6 separate regions of the Homo sapiens genome follow, and regions 1, 2, 3, 4 and 5 are each linked to region 6. A link is a contact called in ENCODE Hi-C or POLR2A ChIA-PET data. All regions are on one chromosome and are shown on one strand. Each heading gives the region's core, a stretch centred on a gene start or an enhancer-like site at or near the end of the contact. The rest is flanking DNA. Distances are from core to core; before and after follow the strand shown.

Evidence for each region. Hi-C counts contacts between places; a loop is a spot of excess contacts on that map. ChIA-PET counts read pairs that join two places held with the same protein, here RNA polymerase II (POLR2A). Pooled maps may share reads with other maps.
Region 1: a map of B cell shows a loop between it and region 6 (10-fold over the local background). The contact joins the promoter of CWC22 here to the promoter of ATF2 in region 6. A Hi-C loop is called at or near these places in 3 of 168 maps with a recorded cell type or tissue (B cell, CD4-positive, alpha-beta T cell and CD4-positive, alpha-beta memory T cell) and 8 of 50 pooled maps.
Region 2: a map of gastrocnemius medialis shows a loop between it and region 6 (13-fold over the local background). The contact joins the promoter of HAT1 here to the promoter of ATF2 in region 6. A Hi-C loop is called at or near these places in 2 of 168 maps with a recorded cell type or tissue (CD4-positive, alpha-beta T cell and gastrocnemius medialis) and 9 of 50 pooled maps. POLR2A ChIA-PET finds 5 or more read pairs at or near these places in 1 of 52 experiments (OCI-LY7).
Region 3: a loop to region 6 is called in a map of CD8-positive, alpha-beta T cell, with 12 times the contacts of the local background. The contact joins the promoter of DYNC1I2 here to the promoter of ATF2 in region 6. A Hi-C loop is called at or near these places in 3 of 168 maps with a recorded cell type or tissue (CD4-positive, alpha-beta T cell, CD8-positive, alpha-beta T cell and naive thymus-derived CD4-positive, alpha-beta T cell) and 10 of 50 pooled maps.
Region 4: a loop to region 6 is called in a map of CD8-positive, alpha-beta T cell, with 30 times the contacts of the local background. The contact joins the promoter of FKBP7 here to the promoter of ATF2 in region 6. A Hi-C loop is called at or near these places in 3 of 168 maps with a recorded cell type or tissue (CD8-positive, alpha-beta T cell, naive thymus-derived CD4-positive, alpha-beta T cell and sigmoid colon) and 14 of 50 pooled maps.
Region 5: a pooled map shows a loop between it and region 6 (23-fold over the local background). The contact joins the promoter of PJVK here to the promoter of ATF2 in region 6. A Hi-C loop is called at or near these places in 14 of 50 pooled maps.

Annotation. Positions count from the first base shown.
Region 1 is chr2:180,005,995-180,009,632 of GRCh38, forward strand. It overlaps CWC22 (CWC22 spliceosome associated protein), which reads right to left and starts at 1,303. Exons shown (of 20, transcript NM_020943.3): 1 at 873-1,303. RefSeq lists an enhancer at 451-983.
Region 2 is chr2:171,921,145-171,924,628 of GRCh38, forward strand. It overlaps HAT1 (histone acetyltransferase 1), which reads left to right and starts at 1,317. Exons shown (of 11, transcript NM_003642.4): 1 at 1,317-1,363. The coding sequence starts at 1,357. LOC105373740 (a long non-coding RNA gene) reads right to left here and starts at 1,245. Exons shown (of 3, transcript XR_923579.2): 1 at 895-1,245; 2 at 1-87. RefSeq lists enhancers at 753-1,401, 1,542-1,591.
Region 3 is chr2:171,686,032-171,689,610 of GRCh38, forward strand. DYNC1I2 (dynein cytoplasmic 1 intermediate chain 2) reads left to right here and starts at 1,438. Exons shown (of 18, transcript NM_001378.3): 1 at 1,438-1,596. RefSeq lists an enhancer at 1,439-1,608.
Region 4 is chr2:178,476,669-178,479,877 of GRCh38, forward strand. FKBP7 (FKBP prolyl isomerase 7) reads right to left here and starts at 1,932. Exons shown (of 4, transcript NM_181342.3): 1 at 1,611-1,932; 2 at 394-545. The coding sequence starts at 1,831.
Region 5 is chr2:178,449,265-178,452,726 of GRCh38, forward strand. It overlaps PJVK (pejvakin), which reads left to right and starts at 2,114. Exons shown (of 7, transcript NM_001042702.5): 1 at 2,114-2,505. PRKRA (protein activator of interferon induced protein kinase EIF2AK2) reads right to left here and starts at 1,911. Exons shown (of 8, transcript NM_003690.5): 1 at 1,702-1,911; 2 at 978-1,147. The coding sequence starts at 1,766. RefSeq lists an enhancer at 1,067-1,641 and a silencer at 1,404-2,183.
Region 6 is chr2:175,165,786-175,169,456 of GRCh38, forward strand. ATF2 (activating transcription factor 2) reads right to left here and starts at 2,418. Exons shown (of 14, transcript NM_001880.4): 1 at 2,265-2,418. MIR933 (microRNA 933) reads right to left here and starts at 1,924; the gene lies at 1,848-1,924. RefSeq lists a silencer at 2,367-2,436.

The DNA.
Region 1 (3,638 bases), core at 53-2,552, 4.8 Mb after region 6:
AAAACCACACTTTTAATGTCAATTTTAAATCTGCCCTTCCATAGTAGGATGATAATTTATGTTAACTCCTGAATTCACAAGCAATCCTAAAACAAGGTAAGTCTAAATACAGATAAGAGGTAGGTTAACTGATCTGCTGAGAACCAAGTTTGCTTGCTTATCTGCTATTTCGAGTCTCTGCACATCTAAAAATGCAAAGGAAACTCTTACCTAATTCTTGCATCTAGAATAGCCTTTCTCCAAATCCTGCCTTCTCCACTTACCTCAGAAGAATTGTTAGGATTAAATGGAAATAGGTACCGTGGTTTTTGCAGTTAAACTCAGTGAAATTAACTATTATATTTCCGTTATATAATGCTGTGTTGTAGGACCCAGAGCTCGTTAGAGAGGTGGAGCCTGGAGACCCAAGTTTGGCAGTTATTACCTCACTGGAGATAGTTCAAGTTATGGAAGGATCAAGAATGACAGATGAAGCGGGCACATGAGAAGCGAAGTGTCTTCAAGACTAAACACTAGACACTATCAGTATTTACAGGGCAAATAAATGAAAAAGAAGACGCTAATGAAATTTAAAACAAATAGTCAAAGGGATATAATGCCGGCAAGAGGCATAAGAGTGCAAGTAATTCAACTAACTTTTAATCAACTAGATCTCATTAATCCCACTCCCCTGACCCTGGGACCCGGGCACTAGGAAAGGGGCTTTGGCAAGCCCCAATGGACTCCAGAGGCTCTAAGTATAAAACGCAGTGCACAAGAAACAACACAGCACCAGCGTTGGTGCAGGATTTCAGACAGCTCCAGGAACTTCACAAGGAAGGTCAGCCGGTCCGCTCAGGCAGTCAGTTCATGGCAGCCCATTCCCTCCCCACCTGCTTGGACCTAGCCGCTCTCACACCCCTCTTGCGGGCCCGAGCGTAGCGAGAAGACCCACGCACACTCCAATGCCGCTCACAGCCGTATCAGTGAGCCCGCACCCACTCCTGGGGGTCTTTTACTTCCCACCCGATCCGGCGACCCGCCACCCCCACTCCGCGTCTCTGCCTGCGGGGACTCCACGGAGTTCGATAATTACCTAGAGCTCCACCGCGCCGCCATTACACCGGACGTACGTCACTTCCTCTTCCCGAGCACCGACGGTAGGAAGAAGGCGAATAGTGAAATATTTAAAAACTTGACGCTCAATTGGCTTGACACGTTATCCCTTTAATTTATTTCAAATACCATATCATAATACCAGAGTCAAAGTAGTCGATCCAGGCACACTGTCTTGTTGCCAAAATGGCGACAAAAAAGAGAAGTTGGCATGAACTACAAAGTCCGAAATCCAGCGCCTGTGCTGACGGAAATGAGGAAAGCATAATTGTAGTTTAGCGTGAAATGGCGCGGTGTACGATGGGAATTGTAGTTCATACAGATGCGCGCCAGCGAGTTAACATCCACGCTGCTCACTGGCAGCCTAGTAGTGTTCAGGGTCTAGCCGAATTTACTTTAAAACTATTTCACTGCATTTTGGGGAAATTTTTTTTAAAAAAGCAGTCAGTTGTCACTTTCCTTGAAAAATCTTAAGAGAGAGATTTTCCTGAGACTTTATAAGAGTTTGACCAACAGTTAAGTGCCTAATAAATTCCAAGATATCCAGGCCATAAGAATGGGAGAATATTAAATCATAAATAGAGTGAAATAATGAGGAAAAACTAATTCTATAGAGACTGTGTTGCCTCTCTTTTAGGTTAAGGTACCAACTGGTATGACCTGAGAATAAAGAGATTGCCTGGCTGAGTAGGAAGTAGCAGTTTGTACAGCGTGCAGAACTAGGGCATCAAACAGTTTCTTTAAACTTCACTTTTCACTAGTAACAAAACCTAAAAGTTCAACTACTTGCTATTTTGGAAACTCTCTTCCTAAACCAAGAATATCTTTATGTTATCAAATCTTTCATAAACCAGGACTGGTTTCTCCACACACTTCTCTATTACAGTTTTAGGGTGCTGTGCTTCCACTCCTTTCTGGAGGCAGAGTGTGATGATTAAGAATAAAAACACTGCAGTTGGACTACTTATTTTGAATCTTGAGTCCTTTTATTATTTATGGATGACTGGGGCAAGTAACTTCACATTCTGTGGCCGTTTCCTGATCTGTTAAATGGAAATACCAATAGTATCCATCCAGGCAGTAGTTTTAAGAATTGAATTAGTTGATACACAAGATGCATTTAAGATAATTGCTAGTATACAATAGTGTTATCTATTTTATTTCATATTTAAGATATTTGGCCATTGTTGATGGTGCATTTTGGTGCACCAATACAGGGCACAGGAGATGGATCTGGAGATGAACATTTGTATTCATATATTTAAAAACCCACAATACTACCGGTGATGGTTAATTCTGAATGTCAACTTGATTGGATTGAAGGATGCAAAGTATTGATCCTGGGTGTATCTGTGAGGGTGTTGCCAAAGGAGATTAACAGTTGAGTCAGTGGACTGGGGAAGACAGACTCACCCTTAATCTGGTGGGAACAATCTAATCAGCTACCATCGAATATAAAGCAGGCAGAAAAATATGAAAAGGCAAGACTGGCCTAGCCTCCCAGCCTATATCTTTCTCCCATGCTGGATGCTTCCTGCCCTCAAACATTGGACTCCAAATTCTTCAGTTGTGAGACTCAGACTGGCTCTCCTTGCTCCTCAAGCTTGCAGACAGCCTATTGTGGGACCTTGTGATTGTGTAAGTTAATACTTAATAAACTCCCCTTTTTATATATATATCCTTATATATAGATATATATATTAGGATATATATATAAGGATATATATAAAAAATAGGATATATATGTAATAGGATATATATACGTGTGTGTGTGCGTGTGTGTGTATCTATCTATCTATCTATCTATCTATCTATCTATCTATCTATATCCTATTAGTTCTGTCCCTCTAGGGAACCCTGATGAATATACTACCTCTACAACTATCAACAGAAATAGGAAAGTTAGGGTTGAGCAGAGGAGAACTAGATGGAGCTGGAAAAGAATTGGATTTGTCAGTTGGGTCCTTCAGGAAGCAGACACTGAGAAAGAGTTATGAATAATAAAGGTGAAAGGAAAATGGAGGAAATAGTAGCTCCAGAATAAAGATGAAGAGGCCTACAATGGGATGAAATGGCTAGGCCCTTGTACCAGTTTTGCTCAGTCACTGGCTAGAGCCACCCCAAGAAGAGTGTGGCCTCAACTAAAAACCCAAGGTGGACATGAAGATTCAACAGTTGAAGGCTGTCACCTAACCACACTGCTTGCAGCTAGGCTACAAGCAAGTCCTTTCTTGAAGAGGTATCTGAGCAGCATCTCTCTGTGCCTGTCACAGTCTCCATACACCCAGTCTCCATACACCTTTCAGGAACAACTTTTCCAGGGTTCTAGTGCACATTTCTTCCTAAAAAAAATTTAGAAGTGGCAAGTTAGTGAGACAAACTACACTCCCCATCTTTGGGTCCTGAGGCCACACTGAATCCATTGCCTCTCTTCTCCACTATTCATTCTAAATTTCCCTTGCTGTCAGCTACTGCTCTACTGCTCTCTATGGTAAACTGGTGGTGTAAAAATCCTAATTCCTGGGAAGTCTGAGCGCCTGGTA
Region 2 (3,484 bases), core at 67-2,566, 3.2 Mb before region 6:
GTATCTGATGAACTGCACTCTGCATAGGTTGCATACTGAGAATGAACTTGGGCAGTTTATCTTTTCTGGGCTTTGGTTTCCTCATCTCTAAAATGAGAGGGCGTGTTAGTTCTAGACCATCATCCCAAGGGTCCATTTTAGCTTTAGCGTGCATCACTGTAAAACCTGTTAACAAATATTTGTTGAGATAAGGAATTCTGGTGTATAGCCAACATTGTGGGAATATTTGTGGATACCTAAATAGTGGTTTATCCTCTGGGGAAAGCAGTTCCTACAGCTACTAAATACTAACAAGGCCTATGGCTAAAATCAGGTAGCACCTTGTGATGTAATTCAAACCACTAGGACATGTGGCATGCAAGACTACATCAGGCTACTTGAGGTATTTATTAGGTAACAATTTTTTTTTTTTTTTGAGACGGAGTCTCACTCTGTTGCCCAGGCTGGAGTGTAGTGGCGCAATCTCGGCTCACTGCAACTTTCGCCTCCAGGGTTCAAGCGATTCTCCTGCCTCAGCCTCCCGAGTAGCTGGGATTACAGGCGCCTGCCACCATGCCTGGCTAATTTTTGTATTTTTAGTAGAGACGGGGTTTCACTATGTTGGCTACACTGGTCTCGAACTCCTGAGCTCAGGCAATCTACCCGCCTCGGCCTCCCAAAGTGCTGGGATTATAGGCGTGAGCCACCGCGCCCGGCCTAGGTAACGATTTTTGCGCGCTAAACGGTTCTTAGTAACCTGCAGAGTGAAAGCAGAGTACCTAAATATCATACTGTATACGTTAAAAACAGGGGAGAAAGGAAAAAAGGTGTTAAAGTTTACAGCAAAATGAGAAACAAATGAGGAAAACAAGTGAAAGCTTCTCCCGCAACTGAAACTCAACCTCTACATTTTACCTAGGTAAAATGGTAAAATTGCCCACAGGGCTCAGGTGTTTGGATGCACTGTCCAGGCCAAGAGGAAAGATTTTCAGCCAGTCTCCAAAACATCTCAGGGACGGGTATGGAAAACAGGCGTAAAGTGTCTGTATTGATCAAATCAACCCCAGAGAAACTTTCCTAGGGCCAGAGAGCATCTCAACCGCGAAAGTCCGTTTGCGGCCTCCTTCTCCACTTCAGGCCTGCAAAGCGGCTGACGGCATTCGCAGTGGCTAGGCAACGGCCCGCGCAGACTTCTCGGCGTTAGCCCCGCCTCTTGAGGCGCTTCCGCCGCCGGGCTCCTGGACACGCCTCCTTTAATTGGCTAACGTCACGCTGGGAGTGGGCGGGGAAAATATGTCAGACTGTGCGGTCACTTCCGGCCCGGGAGCGCGCGGGTTGATTCGTCCTTCCTCAGCCGCGGGTGATCGTAGCTCGGAAATGGCGGGTAAGTTACCGGGAAAAGTTTACCAAGGGGAGGAGGCGGCCAGATCGGGGATAGAACGCCGAGACGGTGGTGACAATGCCCGCCTAGAACTTTCGGGCTGTAGCCTGGGTTCCAGAAGGCCTGCTTGGGACCGGAAGCGCGGAACTCTCAGCCCAGCAGCTCCTTGTTGGCGGCGGTCCGCGCCCCCGCCCCCAACTGCTTGGGGTTCTGCGCCTTCTGCCAGCAATCCGGCCCCTACCGAGGGCCGAAGACGCCAGGGAAAAGCGTCATGATTTGGGCTCGTAAAATGCCACATGCCTTGGGGCCTGTTTCTCTTCCCATTCCTTTTGTCCACTGCTGCTTGCTTCAGCTCTTGTACATCTGGTCCTGTTCCCGCCAGCTGATTTTAATGCTCAGATCCTCCTCCTCTTCCAGGTCTCCGTCTACCTTCCACTACAGTCAACTTCTGAGCTAGCGCATTGCTGCCTTGCCCTGCTCTGGCGCTCCCACTTGGATCTCGACTGACTTCGTAGTCGTCTCGTTAATCTGTCACACTTTAGTATTCCGAGGATCGTATTTAGATGCCCTTTGAGAAAGACTTTGTTCCTGAACTGCTCCCTTCTCTTTTAGGGTTGGACTACTATAATACAATTCTCTTGTGTACATTCTAGAGACCCTTCAAGTTACAACATTTAATAATGTATAATTGCTATTACTTTGTACGTGTATTAAGGCTGTTTTGGTGTGATTATTTTTTTCGATTACTTATCTTTTGAAGTTATGGACAGTTTCTTTTTCCTGAGACAGGGTCTCTCTGTCGCCCAGGCTGGAGTGCAGCGATCATAGTTCCGGGCAGCTTCCAACTCCTCGTAGGCTCAAGCGATCCTCTTGCCTCAGCCTCCCGAGTAGCTAGGACTACAGGCATGCGCCACAACATTCGGCTAAAAAAAAACAATTTTTTTTAACCTTTTAGAGACAGAGTCTGGCTGTATTGCCTCAGGCCGGTCTGGAACTCTTGGCCTCAAGCCATCCTCTCGCCTCAGCTTCCCAAAGTGTTGGAATGACAGGATTGAGCCACTTCGCTGGCCTTTGTTGCTTTTATCATCTCTTTACAGGGCATTCCTCATAGTCTCTCTACATTAACCATTCCATTTTTATGAATATGTGGGATAGACAAGCTGTTGTGTGAGCTCTACAGATGTTTAAAGAAGGACTTTTCTACCAGATGGAGATTGTAGGATCTTGAAGTACCACAGAAGAGGGAGGACGTACTCTAAGAATTACATCTAAATTCGAATTTTGGGCCCATCATTTAGTAGTTGGATGCCCTTCAACTAAACCTCTTTCTAAGCCTGAACTTTTGAATGTAAAATGGGGTTGATGTAATACCTACTTATAGAATTGTGCAGATTGAGCTAATATATGATTTCACAGGTTAAATTTTGTTGCTTACATTCCTCGAAGTAAATTCTGTAATCTCGGTTCTGTAGATTAGGGTCAGAGGGGTTAAGTAATGTGCTCTAGTTCCCTGAGCTTACTAGCTCAGTAAGTGTGTGAAATAGTCAGAATCCAGGAATTCTCACTCCAGACTATTAATCTGTACTGCTTCAAGTCTTTCCCATTTTCTGTGTGTGTGTTTTAACCCCTTTTTGAAGTTTATAGCACATCATTGTACCCCTTTTTATTTTTTGCTTATGGCTTTTTTCTGTCTGAATTTTTACTGATTTTTTTTTTTTTTGGAGACTGAGTCTCGCTCTGTCACCAGGCTGGAGTGCAGTGGCGCGATCTCGGCAACCTTTGCCTTCTGGATTCAAGCAATTCTGCCTCAGCCTCCGGAGTAGCTAGGACTACAGTCACGCGCCACCACGTCCAGCTAATTTTTGTATTTTTAGTGGAGATGGGGTTTCACCATGTTGGCCAGGATGATATCCGTCTCGACCTCGCGATCCCCCTGCCTCGGCCTCCCAAAGTGCTGAAATTACAGGCGTGAGCCACCGCGCCCAGCCCATTTTTACTAATCATATGCCCATTTTGTCAGGAGATTTGTTATCTTGAAAGTTTCTCTTGATAGTGATATCTTCCAATGTTATTTATTATGTATATTATTGAGTAGCCACTATGTAGTAAAACTATTGTGCCAGT
Region 3 (3,579 bases), core at 188-2,687, 3.5 Mb before region 6:
AGCGAGTGTCCTTTCTCCCTTGAGAAGAAGGATGTGCATTTTTGTGCATTTTTATGTTTTTTGTTTTTTTTGTTTCTTTTTCTTTTTTTTTTTTTTGAGGCAGGGTCTTGCTCTGTCTCCCAGGCTGGAATGCAATTGTGTAATCTCAGCTCACTATAACCTCCGCCTCCTGGGCGCAAGCCATCCTCCTGCCTCAGCCTCGTGACTAGCTAGGACTACAGGCGCATGCCACACACCCTGCTAATTTTTCTATTTTTTGTAGAGACGGGGTTTCACCATGTTGCCCAGGCTGGTCTCTAAGTCCTGAGCTCAGGTGATCTGCCTGCCTCGGCCTCCCAAAGTGCTGGGATTACAGGTGTGAGCCACTGCGCCTGGTCCATTTTAGCTGTTACCACAACACCCATCACCATTGCTGGCACATGGTAGGCAATCAATAATAATTTTTTTTCAAATTAATACATGAAAACTATTAGGAAAGAAGTAAAAAAATAACATAGCTATAAAGCTCTTTGAATGTTAGGTTATTGGGAAAAGCTGTGGAAAGCCAAGGATTTTCTTTCTCAAATTTATTTTTAGAATATTTTTTTCTACACAAAAGACCACAGATAAGGCAGAGAAAGATAAGAAAAAGACCACAAGCCCAAGGACTTGGAATTTGAATCATAAAGGTTCATTCTAGACTTGGGCAATATCTAGAACTTCTAGAACAATCAGTTTTCTAGAACATAGAAAAGATATTACCTTGGTGTTAGCTTTAACTCCTGCCAAATAATGCTTTAAATTATTTAAACTTTAAAAAGGTGTGTCAATGTATACATTGCAGGTAAATTCATGTTCCAGTAACTTTTGTTTTCTTTGTATGTTAAAAATCTAACTGTGGAAAACATTCTAGCTTGGTTTGAGAGTCCAATAATACAAAATGCTTTATTTCCTAAAATTGTTTGAGAGAAAACCAAAATGCTACCACACTGCAACAAAATACTAAAGAATTATTTGCTATGTCAGTTGACATATTTTTATTTAGATTTTGCCTAAGATGCCACATGAAGCCTATATAAGACATTCTTTCCCTAAAACTTACATATGTATGTACATATATATATATAATGTTTTACATCCTAAACAGTCTACTTCACGTCTTCACCAAATGTGCAGCAGCGTGATTCACAGGTTCACCACTGGAAAATAGACCTTAAAATTCCGCCAATATTGGGTCAAAGATCTTACACTATAACACATACTACACTGTGGGCACGGATCAACAGACGAGAATACTTTATACAGAAGCTTCTCGACGGAAGAAGGCCTTGGAGTGGGAAATCTAAAGGAGGGGACACACTACATGTCCCAGCACACCTTGCGACGCCCAGCGACCACAATTCCCAGAACGCACTGCTCGTCGCACGCAGGTTTTCCTTGTTGCCGGGGTTTGTAGTTCTTCTCGATCGTGTCAGTTTGTAAGGCGAGGGCGGAAGTTGGATTCCTGGCCTGAGAATATTAGGCGTAGTTTTCCAGTTTTTGGCAAAGCGGAAATACTTAAGGCCCCTGGGTTGACTGGGTTCTTTGTTTTATCTACCGGCTTCTGCTTTACGACAGGTAAGTCACGGAGGGGCTACAATTCCTCGCAGCAGGGCCCCACCTTTTATTTCTGGGAGCGACCTCGTTCTGGTGAGGCTATTTGTCCCTAAGCTCTCGCCGTAGCAGCCGCCGCCCATCCCTCTTTGTGTGCTTTGGAAAGCCGCGGAGCTGGTGGTGGCTACAGTTGGTGTTGGGGGCTTAGGCGAGGGACGTTACCGGGAAGTTGCAGGCGGGAGGACTCTTCCCCATCCAGTCACCTGACAGGTGGGTTGACTGTTCTTCCCTCAAGGCCTCCCTGCCTGTGTTCCACGTCGCAACTCGAAGGGCGGCTTGGCAGTTCCTGCTGACATCCCCGCCCGGCCCAGCTTTGGGGAGGAAAGGCGGGGAGACCTGGGTGCGGTGACTCATTGCGGCCCGGCGAGAGGAGTCCACTCCTTTCCCTTCTCGACCCTCCAGAGGCGGCCTGGGGAGCCTTGAGGCTTGTCCGGCGCCCACTGGCTTCTTCCGGACGCCCTGCCGTGGACCGCGCCCTCTTGGCCGTGACCCCAGGGGAGAAAGTGATTCGTTTTCGCCTTGCCCCATTTTACAAATTAAGGCCATCTCTACTTGCCTTGATAGTGTCTCCCCTCACCTTATGTGTGATGGAAAGCCCCCGAACACGGAGGTTCTAGCACAAAACTCTAGAGACTCTCTTCTCTTGAGTTTTAAGAACGTGAACATGTCGGTCATGGAGGAAGGCTCTGGCTTCTGTGAGGATGAGAGGATTGGTCAGCTGTAGTTCAGCTGGTCAAGACTTTGTTGTTGGGCTTTAAAAATGCGCTTATTTTAATATCAATTAGTGTTGGTATATCTGTTTTACAGTTGACGTTGAACAAAATATAATGTGCCTAGCGTAGCATACAGTTACGTATGGAAGTTCTCTTCACCAGCCGTTTGTATGGAGCTGTTTAGAGGTGTAGAAAGAGTGGAATAAGAAACACGGTCTCTTGCTTTTAGTTTGTTCAAACAAATCTTGGAAGATATTGTGTATATATTTCAGGTCTGCTATGTCAACTTTTCATCCTTTTCGTATGCTTGAAAATTATCAATTCGCTTGCCAGTCTTAATGGAGTTTAGTAGCTGAAATTTCCTTTATCCACTTCTTAGTAGGTGAATTTCTCCTCTTGACTGACTTACCTTTGTTCAGATTTAACAATTGTGCTTTTTAAGAGATTTCCCCTAACCTCTGGAAATACAGTTTTCCAGAGGTTATTCTCCTAGTTTTCTTGATCTAAAGCATTTAATACTTCACTTGTACAGAGACATTGAAAGAGATTGATCATTAGGCAATAAGTCAATCATGTGGAGAAGGTAAGGAGTTCCTGGCTCCTGCCTTATGCTCAGCTGCTAGGCTACTTAAAAAAAAAAAATCCTAATTCATTATTTCTTCCTAAAACTCAAGCTGAAGTAGTGTTTATGCAATTGGTTTTTGAAGCTCAGATTGTAATTGTGTCTACCGTATCCATTATTCATTAGCCAGTGTCAATTGTAATGTTAAGGTCATTCTGCTGGATGTTGTGAAGGCAACAAAAATAACTAAAAAACAGTCCCTGATTTCAAGTACATTACAATCTAATAGGGAACATTTCAGGTATGTCCACAAATAATTGTACTAAAAGTGCCATCAGAGGTATACGTAAGGTGTTATTGTGGAGAAATACAGTCATATGATTTGATAGCTAATGATGGTAACTCCTGCGTTTTGCTTTAGTATTACTACAGCACTTTTAGAACTTACAGGAAAGTTCAGTTTGACCTATTGTTTTTTATCAAGTTTCTATGAATGCAATAGAATTGGTAATAGTTTTGATCTGTGTCATATAGCTTAAGAGCTTCTAAATGCCAAACCATGTCCTCTGTTTTAAGAGCCAGTTTTGACCTTTATCTTGGGTACCTAATATATTGTCATCAAAAACTTTGAGACATTGTGTTCAGTTTGTGTATGCGAACATTAAAGTGCTT
Region 4 (3,209 bases), core at 682-3,181, 3.3 Mb after region 6:
TCTCAGAATTTTCTTCCTTTTTAAGGCTGAATAATATTCCATTTCATTTTTTTTTTTTTTTTTTTTGTAGAGCAGGGTCTTGCTGTTGCTCAGGCTGGTCCTGGCCTCAAGTGATTCTACCACCTTGGCCTCCCAAAGTGTTGGGATTACAGGCATGAGCCACTGTGCCTGGCTTCCATATATGCATGTATTCATTTTGTTTATCCATTTCTCTATGTATGGACATGTGGCTTGCTTCCATCTCTTGTCTATTGTACATGGCTGCTATGAGCATGGCTGTACAAATATTTCTTTGAGACTGTGCTTTCAATTCTTTCAGACCTATATACCCAGAAATCTATTAATCATTTTTTAAATATAACTAAAACAAGAAATTAAAATTAAACATCTTACCATAGCCTTCCTTTCCGTATGCAAATGAAGGGGGTATAACTACTTTTCGCTTTTCTCCAGGGCACATATCTGTCATAGCAATGTCTAGGCCTTTTATGACTTGCCCAACACCAAGAACAAACCATTTGGGGTGGCCTTCATTTTGTGTCCGGCTATAACAAAAAGCAATACTTAAGTAAACTGATTTCAAGAAATCAAACTTGAAAATACAGCTGGGCATTTAAAATTGGAGTCCTCTCTAACCATCATTCCCATATAATCACTCTTTCTAAAACCCTTAATGGGGTGTTTGACTCAAACTTCCCTATAATCACCAGAAAGAAGTATGATTTGCCCAAAGTTAATCATTAACAGCCATCTCATTTTTTAAAATTGTTATCTTTACAAAAACTATTCAACAGTTAACTTTTTAATGGGTCTCCAGCCCCTAACTAGGTGCATGGCTTGTACAAAGAACTCATTTAACTCCCTGGGTTTGTTGTAAAAAAATGATAGGGCAGTTTTAGCCTCAAAAAGTCATTTTAATAGTAATTTAAAATGGTATATTTTCTTATTAAATTCTAATGATATAATTTATTAAATTCTTATTAAATTATAAAATTGTATAAATTCTTATTAAATTTCTCTATTTTATTCTAAATGGATGGAACTGTTTTTCCCAGTCCTATCTTTACAGGGTAAAGAAAAGATTCTCCCTCTGAGTAATAAGCCATCAATTAAATCAGAGTAGGCACCAGGTGGAATGAGGGAGCAGGGCCCACCAGAAGTCACCAGGGAAGTAACTGTTTTTCTTGATAGAAAGTGGCCACAACCTATAAAAATCGTGCTTCTGAAGGCCAGAATTAAATCTCTTTATTCCATGTATTCCTCCGTAAAGACTCAATACTTCTGGCAAGGGAAAAATGTGAACATCCTTATAGGCAGAACCTTGATTTAATTCTGGAGGTCCCAAGGGTAATGGTGGTGGTTGATGTGTGTGTGGATGTATCGTATTTTTGATAATTTATTGCCACAACATTTTCAATACTTTAAATAAAAATATTCAGTTTATTAGAGAAACACTGCCATATAATGTGATTTTTTTTAATGAATAAAGGGCTCAACTTTTACCGTTAAAAAATAAAACCCCAACCAACCAACCAATGAGGCTTCCGCTTGGTGGAGGCAGGCAAGATTTTGTGCAACTGGACGCACGGGCAGCTCGCAGCATTTCCTACCTGCAGTAGAATTTCGAGCCGTCTTTAGCCAGGTAGCCGTCATAATGGGCATTTAGTAGGTCTCCCTTCTTGCTTGTCTTAGAGCAGTTTTCTGGACGATGCAAAACTTCTATTTTCACTTCTTCGGTGCTCTCCTCTTTCTTTTGTCTCTGAGCAGTAAAAAGGCCCCACAGATAAAAGAAAACAATGAATCTGAATAAGAAATGCATGGTTTTTGGCATCGGCTCCAGCAGAACACTGCTCTCCCTCCCGCGTGTCACTCGCGCCCCGTGGATGTCCCGCGGCCGAGTTCCGACGCGTGGCAGGCGTTGTCCTGCGTCACAAAGGGCCGGGGCGGGGCCATAGATGCGGCCCCGCCCTCTCATGGCCCCAACCCCTCCGCCTCCCGCAGCGGGCTCAGCGCGGTTAACGCTGTTTCTAGGCCCTCGGGCTGGCTGTCCTCAGTCTTTAAGATCGCAACGCACACTCGCTCCGCTTCTTCTCGCTAAACCCGCGTATTTTACAGCAGGTTTCCTCAGGGTTCGGTGACAACATTCGCATTTTCTAAAATGAAACTGGCATAAGACGAAATAAACAGCCTGGGATGTCGTAGAGTCAGGGAATATGGTTGTCATTTCTGGAAGCAAAAGGCTTCTAAGACCCCTAGGGAACGAGCAGATAGATACTGGGGGGAGGGAGAGGCATGCTGGAAAAGGAGCGTAAAAAATAGGCTGGCGGTGGCTTTCTGGGTGCTTCGGAGGTGTCCTTGAAGCGCATTCTCAGGTCGGAATCTTGCATTCAGAGGTTCCAGGCTGAGTCGCACAACCTGAAGGCCAGCCCGATGCAACGAAACTGCGGTACCGCAACTCCTCTGCCTGGCTGCAGGCGTTTCCGAGAGCCGACCTCCACAATTCAGCATCCTCCGCTGGCTTGCATTTCTTTTCCCCGCCACTCGGGGCCGCCCTTGATTCGAGGGCCTCTGGTAGTGCGGGGAATGTTCTTTTGACTTTTTTGTACCATCCCATGGGATACGTAATTGTCCACATCAGTCAAGAAAACTTGAGTATTGGGCATGTTGTCCCAATCTCACAGCTAATACGCAGCAGGGATTTGGTCAAATCTGTGTGACAACACCACTTCACCACCAATTTTAGTATGAAAACCTTTAAAATACACAGAAAGTTGAATTCTACAGTAAACTCTCCTACACCCACCATCTGGATCCTGTCATTGAACTATATTATATTTATTACATATCCATCCATCACTCTATCCATCCATCAATTCGCCTTGTTTCCAAGTGAATACCCAAAGACTACCCAAACCAGAAAACCAGCAAAGGCCTTCTGCATTCGCCTGGATTAAGTTCTGGGAGTAGAGGTGCTATTCTACCTCGGTGATGCGAAGAAAAGCCGCAGCACTGAGCCTGATTGATGTGCTTTGCTTAAAGTTTGCAAAATTCCATAAACCTGAAAATTACTGTCGATTATGCAAGATGACAATTGCGTCCAAGCAGGAGTTTCAAAAATCATAAAAGCTAGGGGGAAGTCCCCATTTCTAGACTAAAATTCCGAAGTCGAGTTCCATGTTTTATATTCTAAATAAAATTGTGGCTATCCA
Region 5 (3,462 bases), core at 864-3,363, 3.3 Mb after region 6:
GGTTCCCATGGGGACCCTTCCGGCCAGCACCTACAATCTAACTGCCTCACACAAAAAGTTTTAAACTTTTCTTAAAGTGGCATCAATTAAAATAAAAGACTCCAAACTTCCAGGGACACAAACAAATGCTGTCTTCAGATTTTCCAGATGGTAGAACTTGAGCCTTCCTACTAAATTTTTTTCTTGGCATTCTTCCAAATTAAATTTAGCATCCAATGTTTTCTGTGTTTGCAATTAAATAGATACATAAGAAAAATAATGTCCACATTTACAAATGAGCAACTTTAGTTATCATTTGCTCAAGCTCACAGACCAAAAGAAAGCATGAACTTTAAAATTTCATTGCTTTGTGACTTCATTGCTATACGCATGTTACTTATAATCTCTCTGAACCTGTTTCTTCTTGTTTAAAAAGTGGATAATATACAAAATATCTGTTCAGTTTCAAAAACTAGAAGTTATTATGTAATATATGAGGACCTTCTCCCCTTCCTCATTTTGTTTGGATACAGAATCAAAAGTAGCACAATGGACCTAAAGTGCCAAATGAGTCCATACAGAGAGGAGAGACGCTCAGAAAATTCTGGGGTCATGCCTCCTGGCATCCGCTATAATCTATGAAACTTCACAGTACCTACTGACCCAGCTATGACTGCTCCAAGAACCTTTCCTGCTTCCCTCTAATTCTAAGAAGAACCCTAGGAGGATCCTAGGGTATGAGAAGAGCCATGCAGGATCCAGCCATCCGGCTGGGTAACTTTTTAGTTTCTAAGCTTCCTTGGTATGTGGGGAAGAGAAAATTAGGAAGAGAATCAGATGCAGCTGAAAAGCCCTAACGACCTGAGATGAGAGGTCTCAGTTTCAGAGCCTGTTCCTCACAGCTGTCTGGCAAAAAGAGAACTTTTCCGAACTGAAAAGCAACACCAAGTATTGACTGCCAACCCACTCGGTCATCCAGGTTAACTGTGTATACAGACCTGTGCAGGTTATGTCACCAACGGTTACTCTGAAGGTGAAAGTGGGCACGTGTATTTGCACATCAGATCTTTCACATTCATAAACTGGGATGTTCTTGGTCTTCATGCCGTATTCGTGTAATACCTGAATCGGTGTTTTCCCTGGCTTAGCTGTTATCATCTTCCCCAAACTGCAAAAACCACAAAAAGGTGTGCTTTGCATGCCAAATTGGAGATTGAAGCAGAAGCGTAGAGGCCAGTTTTAACCGCCACCGACGGTGACGAGGGAGGCGCCGAGTTCCCCGGAGGCCAGGGCCAGAGCTGGCGAGGCTGGGGCGCACCTGTCTTCCGGCCCCGCTGCGGCAGTCACTCCGCAGGAGCAGGCGGGGTGAGCGAGGTCTTTAGAGAGAGCACTTGAATGCGGGTAGGAGAGATTCTCAACAGAACAGGGCTGGCAGCAGCGCCGCAGCCTCTCAGGGAAAACCTGACGATCCCTTCCCGGGCGCGCCGACCGAGCGTCACCTCCGCCCGCCCCGCGCGCCGCCAGGGACCACGAGAGGGGCGGGGCCCGGCCGCAGACCCCAACCCTCGCCGCCGAGAGGGCGGGGCCGAGCACCCACAGCCGCGGAGGCGTGGGCGCCGGGCACGGCTTTACCCAGAATGCCTCTGGAGGGCCGGCTCCCCGCGCCCCGGCCCTGCCGCCCAACGCTCCCGGCCCTGGGGCCCTGACTGCCCGCACGCTGACCTGAAGGTCCCACTGTCCTCGCGCTCCAGCGGCGGGGCCTCGGCGCGGTGCCTGCTCTGGGACATGGCGAGAAGGGACGGCTCAGCGGCTGGAGGAAGAGCGGTGCGGAGCGACGTGCTCGCTCCCCGGGTCGCTGGTCCCCGGGAGGAGCTCCAGCGCCGCCACCTCCTCCGACTCCCCCGCCTCCTGCTTGCGTTGCTCCAGCGAGGGGGCAGGCAGGGTGGGGGCGGAGCCTTGGTGCCGTAGCTCCGGCTACGCCCCCTCGCTGCTCCTCTGCGGGCCTCCGTCCCGGCCCAACTCCGCCCCTGTCCCTTCCAGGGTCCGCCCCCTTCCCGCCCGGCTCCGCCCCGCTCCCGCGTGGGCACAGGCATTGGGCTCCCGGGGGTTCTCCGCGCCCGCCCCTGCCGGCCCTGACCAGCCTGTAGTAACTGGCCCCTAGGCCGCAGTTCTTTGTCCTTAGCAGGAGGCCGTTTCTTGCCGGGAGAGAGGGATTAGAGGGATTGTCCGGCGTGGGTCTAGGGTCGTTGAGGCCTAAAGTTAAGCCTTTGTGGGGAGGACGGATTGGGGGCTGGGTCACTTTAAGAAAAAGATTCTAAAATTACGAAGGCAGAATTCCAGGGAGTCTCCCGGGCCTGGTCCTGAAGCTTGAGACCCCGGATATATACGCTCCAGGGGGCTGCGGTGCGCTCTTCGGGTCCCCGAGCCCTGTGTTTAGGAACACGCGGGGACGTCCAAACACCCGCTCCTCTCCCGCCGGGCGGGCTCCTTTGTCTTCTGGGCTTTCGTCGCGAGATGGAACGCTGGGTCAGTGCATCCCAGCAAAACACGTTAGGAGTAAACGAAGGCCTTTCCGGGGACCTGGGTAGTCGGTTGTAATGGCGTTTGCCTGGGATGCAGCACCTTTGGTGGGCCATTAGATGACGTGTCGCTTCTCCAGGGGCTTGCTAGGCACTAGCAGAAATGCTCCCCTGTGCTTACTCGGTGTTATGGAAGATTGCTTGCACAATGCTATTCGTACGAAAGGATATTATTAAAAGTGATTTATGGGCGGGCGCGGTGGCTCACGCCTGTAATCCCAGCACTTTAGGAGGCCGAGGCTGGCGGATCGCCTGAAGTAAGCAGTTCGAGACCAGCCTGGCCAACATGGTGAAACCCTGTCTCTACTAAAAATACAAAAATTAGCCGGGCGTGGTGGCATGCGCCTGTAATCCCAGCTACTCGGGAGGCTAAAGCAGGAGAATCGCTTGAACCCGGGAGGCAAATGTTGCAGTGAGCCGAGATCGCGCCACTGCACTCCAGCCTGGGCGACAGAGTCAGACTCCCTCTCAAAAAAAAAAAAAAAAAAAAAAGCGATTTGTTGTTTTGTTAGCATGTAAGCCCTGGATGCTTGAAACAAGTGAAAGATGTTCAGAATCTAATCAAATTATATCATCTGATGCTTTAATTAGAGCCTATTCTCTCTTCCTCTCCGTCTATATATGTATGTATATAGATTACTATCCATCACTGTTTTAATGGATATCTTATTGGAAGGGCTACATAGTCAGTATTTCACAATATATGAACTCCGCATAACACCTATGGCAAAACATTTCAGCACTCAGGTAAAATTCATTTTTTGCCACAAAATTACTTAAAAACAGGCCAGAACTTTATATAGCTCTTGTTAAAGGTTAAGTAGCTGGGATAATAATGAAACAAAAAGATGCAGCAGGACTCCATTTCAAAGAGAGAGAGTCTGTGTGCCCAACTTCAGAGTAA
Region 6 (3,671 bases), core at 1,168-3,667:
AGCCTCTCGAGTAGGTGGGACTACAGGAGCCAACACACCCAGCTAATTTTTGGTATTTTTAGTAGAGACGGGGTTTCACCGTGTTAGCTAGGATGGTCTCGATCTCCTCACCTCATGATCCGCCCCACTCGGCCTCACGAAGTGCTGGCATTACAGGCATGAGCCACCGCGCACGCCCAGCCTCTACTATTATCTTAGCTTAAAAACAAAAAACGCCAAAGAAAAAAGTGCAGGAATTCCTGGGTTACATATTTAACTAATAAAAATACAGTGCCCCAAATACGAAATAAACATTCGGATAAGATATTTTAAAAAGGATTTTCAGGAAATGCACCCGGAGCTATAGAAGGTATTATGTACACTACACATACAAAAAAAAGTCCCTGAAAGCTCCTTCCTGACAATTAAAATACATAACAACTAAGTTCTAAATTTCCACGATATTACATTTTAAATCAGTTCTTAAAACTTAATGGCAGTAGCATTCTCTCAAAGCAAGATTAAACGTCTTAGGAAGGCAACATACACATCATGGTAAATTTGGAAGATTCTCAGAAACTCTTTTACACATCACGGTAAATTTGGAAGATTCCTAGAAATTATTTTACAAAGACGAGGATTCTTAACTATTACGCAACTACTGATGGCCTTAAAGATCCATGAACTTTCTTAATCTGCAGAGGGGAATCTGTATATTTAAAACGTATTTTACAAGGATGTTCCTAACATTTTTGAAACAAAGTTTTTACGGTGGATTCCTCAAGTAAGGAAAAAAAAATTAATACATGATAAAACTGCTTCTGTGTTTGTACTTTAAGACACTTAAACCTGTAGGTTTGACTTTTTAACAAGCTTTTATAAATAAAGCTTTACCTTCATAATTTTGATTCAAGAGACCAAAGCTATATGGCTATTTAAAGATCAGAACGGCTGTTACTCACAATGATAACGCCAGTGGTCATGTTTCTTCAAATAGGACAAAAAGTGTGCTCAAAGAAAGTCAGTTTTTGTTCTGATTTTAAATGTATATCTTAAATGCATGCATTGTGACCGTCTCCATAATTTAAAACCTCTAAGAAATTTAAACTTTCACATTATAATTTAGGGATTAGTCAATCCCTTAGTACCAGTTAAATAATAGCCAGGAAAGCATTAGAAAACCTGAAGGTACATGTAAAGAAATGCTTTACATCACTATTTAAAATAGGTGTTGAATTTTAAGAGAAACATTTCTTTCACTAAAATTTCTGATGCCTAAGGTCCATCAGGAGTAATCTCTTTTACTCCATGATATTCACAGTAGTTTTGCTCTTGGCCTCACCAGTTTTAAGACTCTCCATTAAAGAAAGCCAATTTTATACTACCTAGGGGCACAAAAATAGTTCCCAGCTCCTCCTCTCTTTTTCCTCCTAGGTTCGGTTAAACGAGCGAACATAGAAAACACGTACACACACTCCCTTTCGGCCCTGGTCCCTAGGGCATTGATGAAAAGCAAATTATTTCTTTACATACGCTCTGCTGTCCACCCAGAGATTTAAAAAAAAAAAAATAAGGGAAAATACCAGAATCAGTCTGCACCCACACCTAAGCCCCGCCCCACCGGGAAAAAGCTGGGGGTAGCGGGATTGTGAGGGTGGCGGAAAGGACGGAAAAGGCCGAGACTTCCAGCTCCTAGGTTCTCCACACCATTCTTTCCTTCAAGCTGCACCGCAGCCAGGGACCCTGATTCTATTTTCAGCCGCGCCTCCCGATCCTCCTCCCCGCCACCATCACCAATACACGGTCCTCAATCGCTTGAATACTGGGTGGGGAGACCAGAGTGGGCCCTCTCCCCGCCCAACCCAAGGACTGTGGGTGGGAGAGGTCTCCCTGCGCACACGGCTGACTCGACGCGCGCCCCGAGGACCTCTGAACTGACCCAAGTAGGGTGAAGATAATTCGGAGGGAGGGGTCTAAGAGGGAGCCGTTATTCCTTTTTCCTCTGCCTTAGGAAAGCGCGCGAGAGGGAGGGGCCGGAACAACGAACGCTGGTTACCTAACGGTCCGGCCCAGCCAGTCAGGTTCCCAAAGCCCACACCGCGCGGGCCGCCGAGGTGGCAGCACAGCCACAATCGCCCCAAGGGCTAAGGAGCACGTCAGGAGCACCCGAGGTGATGGGAAACGGGGGGTGGGGACTGTGCTGAGCGACGTCGCCATGTTAGCGCCTTCTTTCTCCGTATCCCTACAGTCTCCAGCCCTGCTGACCTCTGCCCATCGTTACTCACCTTTCCAGGTCACTAGTTCATGATCCTTTCGGTCACCCGCGAGCCCTGAGCACAGCCGTGTTTACAAAGCACCCCTGGAGGAAAAGGCTGAACGGCACTTTAAAGGCCACGGGCTCCCACAGGCTTCCGTCCTCTCTCGCGAGATCGGACTGACAACCCCCGCCCGCTCGCCCCGCTCCCGGCATCCCCACCTTCCTTCTGGCGCCCCTCCCCTTCACCCACACGCCCCTTCTTGCCTTCCTTCTGAGGGAGCGCCTCCGAGTCAGGTGATTCCGTCAGGCTTAAGGAGAAGAAGGCGGGTCTTCGGCAGGGCGGGTAGAGGGGACGGGCATCAAAGAGCACTCGGGCGCTCATGATTGGACAAGGAGCCCGAAGGGCGGGAAGCAGTTCTGGAGGGGGCGGGACCAGAGGGCCCAAGGAGCGTTACTTCTGTAAACCCGGAGCTGTGGAAGACTGTGATTGGCTGTCGGCTGGAGGAGGGCGCGGGTGCAGGCGGCGGTGAAGGGCTAGGCAGGGCTTTGGCGGTGTGAGGGGAGGAAAGGTGGTGAGCTCCGGAAAGGCTGCTAGAGGGAAAGCAGGATGGGTCCTCCGAGCCCAGCCCCAGGAGCCGGGTGTCTCCGTTTCCGTCACTTCCCAGCACTAGGTAGGGAGGTGGGTAAAAGTAGGCTGCGTTCCTCAGCCCACCCCTTGGCTCCCCGGGAGCCTGAGGCGGGGAGCTTCGGGTTAGGTGAGGTTTGGGGGAGGCGGAGTTTGCTGGTAATTGCCCATCCCTCCCCTCCAAAAAACCCCACACAACTTAAAGATTTTAATATTAACTGTAAGGATGTTGGTTATTCAATAAATAGGCACAAGTTGAAAAGTATGATCAGAGGCCTCTGTGAGAATTTACATTATTCAATAAAAGATTTTCAGTGTCTTATTTTTTCCATTTATTAAATACTGATTTCTAGTCTGGAACAAAATTATGAACTAGTTTATATATTAACATAAAATACACTCTCAAAATTGTTGAAAGGTTTTGGGGGATAGTATGAGAGTTAATGAGCCTGAAGTTCAAGAATGATATCTGGCATAAAAGTGAAATTGTAATGGCATTGACATTTTAACAGGTAGGTCTCTGGACCGCATACATGTGTATAAGCCAACTCAGTCCTCTTTTAAAACTAATTTTAGTTAAGAAACATTAAGCCAAATTATTAACACTTTCCTACTTAAAATGAAAGTACCGTCCCCATATAGTAACAGTAATGTAGTAGTGCCATTGTAGTGTAACACTAATTATGTCAGCAAAACCTCACAGTTCAGATTACTCATGATGGAAATGGTGGACAAAATGTTTGATTGACATCACAATTGTTAGGTCTAGAACGCATTGATTAAATAGATGCTTCTCTCTCCATCTCCCAA